Regions from separate parts of the Mus musculus genome. Here region 1 is linked to region 2. The links are chromatin loops, found by intact Hi-C in ENCODE. Cell type or tissue: gastrocnemius. All regions are shown on one strand. Each heading gives the region's core, and the rest is flanking DNA. Links, peaks and the distances in the headings are about the cores only.

What was found. A loop is a pair of places that touch in the nucleus more often than their neighbours do. Peaks named below come from ENCODE experiments on the same cell type or tissue, not always from the same donor. Only the 100,000 strongest peaks of a DNase experiment are listed, where the experiment ranks them.
Region 1: it touches region 2 in a loop (2.2-fold over the local background); 17 of 42 quality-filtered maps call a loop at or near these places.

What each region holds. Positions count from the first base shown.
Region 1 is chr1:89,769,323-89,772,123 of GRCm38, forward strand. All of the region lies in intron 12 of Agap1 (ArfGAP with GTPase domain, ankyrin repeat and PH domain 1), which reads left to right. Among named protein-coding and RNA genes, the nearest start is that of 4933400F21Rik, 87 kb to the left of the region's middle. In gastrocnemius, for the core only: a CTCF peak has its summit at 1,183 (motif pointing right); a DNase peak (open chromatin) is centred at 487.
Region 2 is chr1:89,938,797-89,941,597 of GRCm38, forward strand. No RefSeq gene overlaps it. Among named protein-coding and RNA genes, the nearest start is that of Gbx2, 9.0 kb to the left of the region's middle. In gastrocnemius, for the core only: CTCF peaks have their summits at 627 and 1,819; a DNase peak (open chromatin) is centred at 1,759; H3K4me3 peaks cover 354 bases.

The DNA.
Region 1 (2,801 bases), core at 118-2,617, 170 kb before region 2:
CCTGGGTGAAAGAAATTGGTATTTGCAGTCAATGAAGAGGAGCTTAGCATTATTGATAGATTCAGAACAATTATCTCTGCAACAACTATTGGCTAAGGGTTTCCTCGACTCTTACTGGAAGCCTGTGATTTTTTATTTTTTATTAATCATTTCCTTACGAGTAATTTTCTCTGGAAGTGTTAGGCAGGAGTGAGCATTCCTGCTGGGAGCAGGGGCCCTGGAGGGCCATCTATAGCAAACTTGGTTGTCATAGCACACTTCAAGGCAAGGTGTTTGTTTTAGATGCATCACCTCCATGCCAAGGGCAAGAGCCAGTCACACACACACACACACACACACACACTATCTGCATTAGTCTTCCAGTGTTCTGGAGTGTCTGACTCAGTCTGCCACTCCCCAACACCCATACCCACACTGTCCCTTGCAAGTGCCAGCCTCCTGATGGCCTCGGCCATGGCTGTTGCTATGGCAACAGCACTCTCAAACCCCAACCCCCTGCTGCTGTCAGGTTGTTCTGATAGCTCCACCCTTTCACAGATTGCTTCAATCCAACAGTTTATCTTCTGCCTCAATGACTGGCTGCCATGGTGAATACATTTCTTCATATGACTCTTCAGCGCGCTGCAGTTCCCTTCAGGCTCCCTGGCTCATACAGCTTTGGCGGTGTTAAGCACAAACACCATTTATGTTTCTGTGGGGAAGTCATATCTGACATCTGTGTGCGTGTACTTGTACCTGTGAACTTGCAGGATTGGGCGGAATGGAGGAGGGGAGTCCTGTATGGGGGCTCCTATCAATTATTTGCCTTCCTGCCAGGACCTATGGTTGTTACAACACAGTTGAGTCCTGATACGGAAGTACTTGAGGTTTGCTAATTTTCAAGTACTTTCCCCATTGTGGAAGTATTTTAATCCGCTGTAGCTCTGGTAATTGTCTGTACTTTGTTTTGTTGTTATCTTGTGGCTTCTGCTGTGCCCCATCCAAGAAGGGTCAGCAACTCTGCGTTTGAGAGCAGGAGGACTCTAGCAATTTCACTGTCCCTGTGGGCCCAAGGATAAGAACTATGGCTTCTTTAGTTTGTTTTGTTTTGATTTGTTGGTTTTGGGTATTTGTTTTTTGAGCTTTGCAGTTTTGTCTTTGGGTATTGTGCTGGCAATTCTAGAACCTGACCAGCAGGTGGTGGTAATAGGACACTGCAGGGCTTTGATCTAGTCATTTATGCACCTTTAAATGGGGGAGGGCTAGAATGTGTTTCTTGCCTCATATCTGACATTCTTTCTCTGAGAACCATGACCCCCCAAGACCATACCCATAATAAGCATCCACATTCACACAGGTCTTTCTTACATTCTTGTCCCTATGTGATTTTGTTTTTCTAAGGCAGGACTCAGAGTTAAGATGTAGAATCATATAAATTACCTGGGTTTTGTTGTTGTTGTTTTGTTGGTGGTGGTGGTGGTTTTTTAAGAAATACACGGTGGAAGAGAGAAGTGTTTTCTTCCAAGGCTCCTGACTGCTCCCATCAGTCCCTCCCAAAGCCTCCTGCATTGGGGAACCATCCCCTGCTTAGTCAGCCTTCCTCCCTGTGCTCTCCTGGCTCAAAGCCTGGCACTCCTGTCTAAGCCCCCTGCAGGGCAGGGGGCTGCTCCGTCCACCATGCTAGGCGGCCTCATTAGAAGGATGACCCAGGTTCCCTTCTCTGCATGTGGTTTGAGAGAAAGCAGAAGCTTCCTGGGTAGCCAGCCACAGGGGGAAGGGAGGATTTCTTTCCCTCCTGATCAGAATGCTATGACTTTGTACTCTGCCTCCTCCATTCCTGGCTATCAGCTATTTCCAGCAGTAGCTGCTGACCCAGAAGAAATAGGACAACCCCGTCACCCCAGTCACTAGGACAAGGAGCAGTGACTTTTATGCCTGAAGGCCAGCGGGGCTCTTACCACCACCAGTAAAAGTCTAGGAATGTTTGAAACAGATGGCCAATGCCGTGGGTCATTATAGCCCCCTCCCTCAGAATCTTCTAGACCACTGGATCTCTTCAAGGGGTTTTTAATCCTTACCAAGGGAATAGCCATTGATGTCTGGGGCATTCTTGTTAGTAACAGTAGTTGGGGAAGAAGGATCTGATGATAACAACCAGAGATGGAGATAAGAAGAGCTTCCTGAGCCAGAGTTAGCTGAACACACACAGCAGTAGTGCCTAGGTCTTGAGCTCCTTCCAGCAGCTGCTACCCCACCTCCCCAGGAATCAGAATTCTTCCAAGAAAATGGAAGCCGGCTTCCTTTTTTTTGGGAAGGTCACTTCAAGGCCTTGTCCTCAGTCTGAGCTCTACACAGCTTCTCCCAAAACTGCACCAGCAGTATTGCTGGGCTCAGGAGCTCGCTGACATTCCAGTTGCCACTACTAGTGGGCACAGAACAGCCTTGCCTAAACAGTCACTACTTGACAAGGCCTCCTAGTTAGGGTTACTGTTGCTGTGATGAAACACCATAGCCAAAAGCACTGTGGGGAGGGAAGGGGTTGTTTGTTTGCCTTACGTATCCTGAGTCATAGTCTATTAATGAAAACCAAGGCAAGAGTTCAAACTGAGCAGGAACTTGGAGGCAGGGGCTGATGCAGAGGAAAACTGACCAGTGTAGGCCTCTTTTAAGATGCAGACATGGATGTAAAGGGCATGTACTCTAACCAGTGGGGAGGCATCAGGTTGGACCCACATCTGCTTTGCTGATCATGCCTCAGCCGTTCCCTTTGCCGGTTGGCTTACCTGCACCGAGGATGCTGTATGGGGTGGAGAAACCACTTA
Region 2 (2,801 bases), core at 301-2,800:
TGTCCCTCTAGAGTGTGCCTGGTACCCTCAGAGTCCAGAAGAGGGTGTCATATCACATGGAACTGGAGTAAGCCACTCTGTGGGTGCTGGGAATCGAACTCTTCTGGAAGAGCAACCAGTGAGCTCTCTCTTTTGCCCCACATTAGATATTTTAGTTTTAATCATCTTGAGGTATTTCATATCTACAAACAGGGCACAAATGTGTATTGTAGATTTCGGTGAATTAGGGAGCAGCTACTTTTACATTTATTTGTTTGAGTATAGAGGTTAGATGACACTTTGGGGGATCGGTCCTTTTCCTATTGGTTCTGGGAATTGAAGTCGTTACCCATCTTGGCTACAAACACCTTACTGAGTGAGCCACCTTGCAGGCTCAGCAAGTAGGTTGTTTTTGTTTTTGTTTTTTTTAAAGACATAGAATCTCTGTATAGCCCTGGCTGTCCTGGAACTCACTTTGTAGACTAGGCTGGCCTCGAACTCAGAAATCCGTCTTCCTCTGCCTCCCGAGTGTTGGGATTAAAGGCGTGAGCCACCACGCCCGGCTTCAGCAAGTAGTTTTATTTAACACTTTACAACATCGGAAACATTTGATAGAGAATCCGCATGGGCGTGCAGAGCGCCCCCTAAGGACCTCACAAGCAATGACATCTGGCTAGAGCTGTTGGGGTTTTGTGGTTCCAGGAAGCAGAAGGTCCTGGTAAAGTTCTCCTGGGACCGCAAAGGCAGAGGCATCGGTTTCATTTATGTCTAGAGTTGGACAAGAAAAAAAAAATAGTCTCAATTTCTTTTTTTTTTAAACTACTAAACCAAAAGAGAAGCCTGTGTCACAAACCTTCGTGCTTGCACGCGGCATAAGAAAGGCCAGATTTCGGATGTGACGTTCGGACTTCCTGTAAATTCCGTGAAGGTTCTTCTGAGCAGATCCTAGAAGCAGCTTGTTTTGAAACTTCTGCCCTCTGGGTCTGTGCATCGTAGATGGGCAGCTGACCTCAACCAGTCTCTGCGGTTCCATCTATGTAATGGGCCAGCATTCTAGCTTGCTCTCTCACCAGTGGCCTGACAGTGTCACTAAGCGGGGATAATTAGTACAGTTGTTGGGTCACAGTTTGTCGTGTGTACTGTGTCTGCACTGCGCGTTGGCGAGACGTCTGTGAGTGGCTGCCGGTGAGCATAGTTTATGGAGAGTCCCACGTCTAGGCCAGGTTTTCAAGAGTGCTGGGTGCGCCTCTGGTTAGTGCGAGGGCAAGGCCTTAAAAACGTGTCTCACAGGCCACCAAATGGTCCCTCCAGGGCGGGGATGGATGGGTGGGTGGGTGAGGAGAGATCCCGAAGCTCCGCCCCGGCAGGTGCATCCTGGGGTGGATACTCAGGTGCAGAGGTCTTTGCAGCCCCGGGAGCGGCCCCTGCCGTTTGTTCTTGTCATTAAGTTTAGCCTGGTCTAAGGACAAGTCACAGCCTTTCCGGGGAGATGGCTTCTAGATCCTGTCTCATTCGCTTAAAATAACAGATCTGCAAACTCTTGGGGTGCAAAACCTCAAACACATCCGTTTTCTGGGCAGGAGACCGGCACCCCGTGCTCTTTGGACTCCTGCTGTGCTCCATACTCCATCTCTCCTCTCCCCAGCGCCACCACCTTAGTGCCACCCTGTTTGGGATGCCCGAGAAGGGAGGAGGGGAGACCCGGTGAGTGAGGCGAGGGGCGGGGCCGGAGGACCTTGGGAGGACCGAGTTGACCCTGCCCACTTCTCTGCCTCGGGTTTGCTGTGGTCACGTGACTCTGACTCGCCTGCGCCCCCTGCCCGCCGCGGTGGGAATCAACCCTCAGGGAGTCAAGGAGAGAAGGGCTCTAGCCAAGGCCGGGCGAGGCTCCCAGTATTGGGCGCACACTTCCTTTCCACCCGAACATATATTTACCTGTTCTCCTCCTCCACTTTTCTTTTCTTCTTCCCTTTTCTTTTCTTTTTCTTTCTGCCTTTTTCCTTTCTTTCTTTCTTTCTTTCTTTCTTTCTTTCTTTCTTCCTTCCTTTCTTTCTTTCTTTCTTTCTTTCTTTCTTTCTTTCTTGAAAAGGAGCAAACATTCCAGTTTTAATGCGGCTCAATTATCTCGTTTACACGACGTAAAATGTTTCTCTTTAACTCATTTCAATCTAGTAAATATGCTTCAGCAAGTAGCTAATTTTTCAAGGATGGCTTTGCCTCGCCATTTGCATATAAAGCGCTTTGGGGCCTATTCTTTCTCTGAGAAGGGGGGGGGGGGAGGAGAAGGTCGCTAGCAGTAGGCCCTCCTCCTCCAGGTAGAGCACCTGGGTTTGGTCTCAAGAAGGCGCTGTGCCTGGCTGGGGTGCCTGGGGAAAGGGCAGCTTTCTTCCCTCTTTTCTTCCAGTGAGGCCTCTGGCCCTGACCAGCAGGTCCCAAGGAGAGGGCGCCTCCCCCACTTGGTGCCACCAGGCAAGTGAGGGTCGAGGACACATTTATCCTCAAGTGCGTTTATTAAATCGAATCTGGAGATGGATGGACGTGGATAGCAGAGAGGAAATCACAGGGCTCAGTTGAGCAATCTTCTGGCTTTAAATTCCGAATAAAAGTCTGGAATATTCCCGGGTCAGAGGGGCACCGTCTCATTAAAACCACTCTCGTCCCGAAACTGCAATGCAGGCATTAAAGTGCAGTATTTTTCAATTAGAGCTGACGAATTCAATCAAAATTCCATAGATTAGGATGAAATGAGGCATGGGTCATTTACAGGGGAATTTAATTGCCGAGCCATTAGACAAATAGTATATTTGCCATTCCCGCGTTAT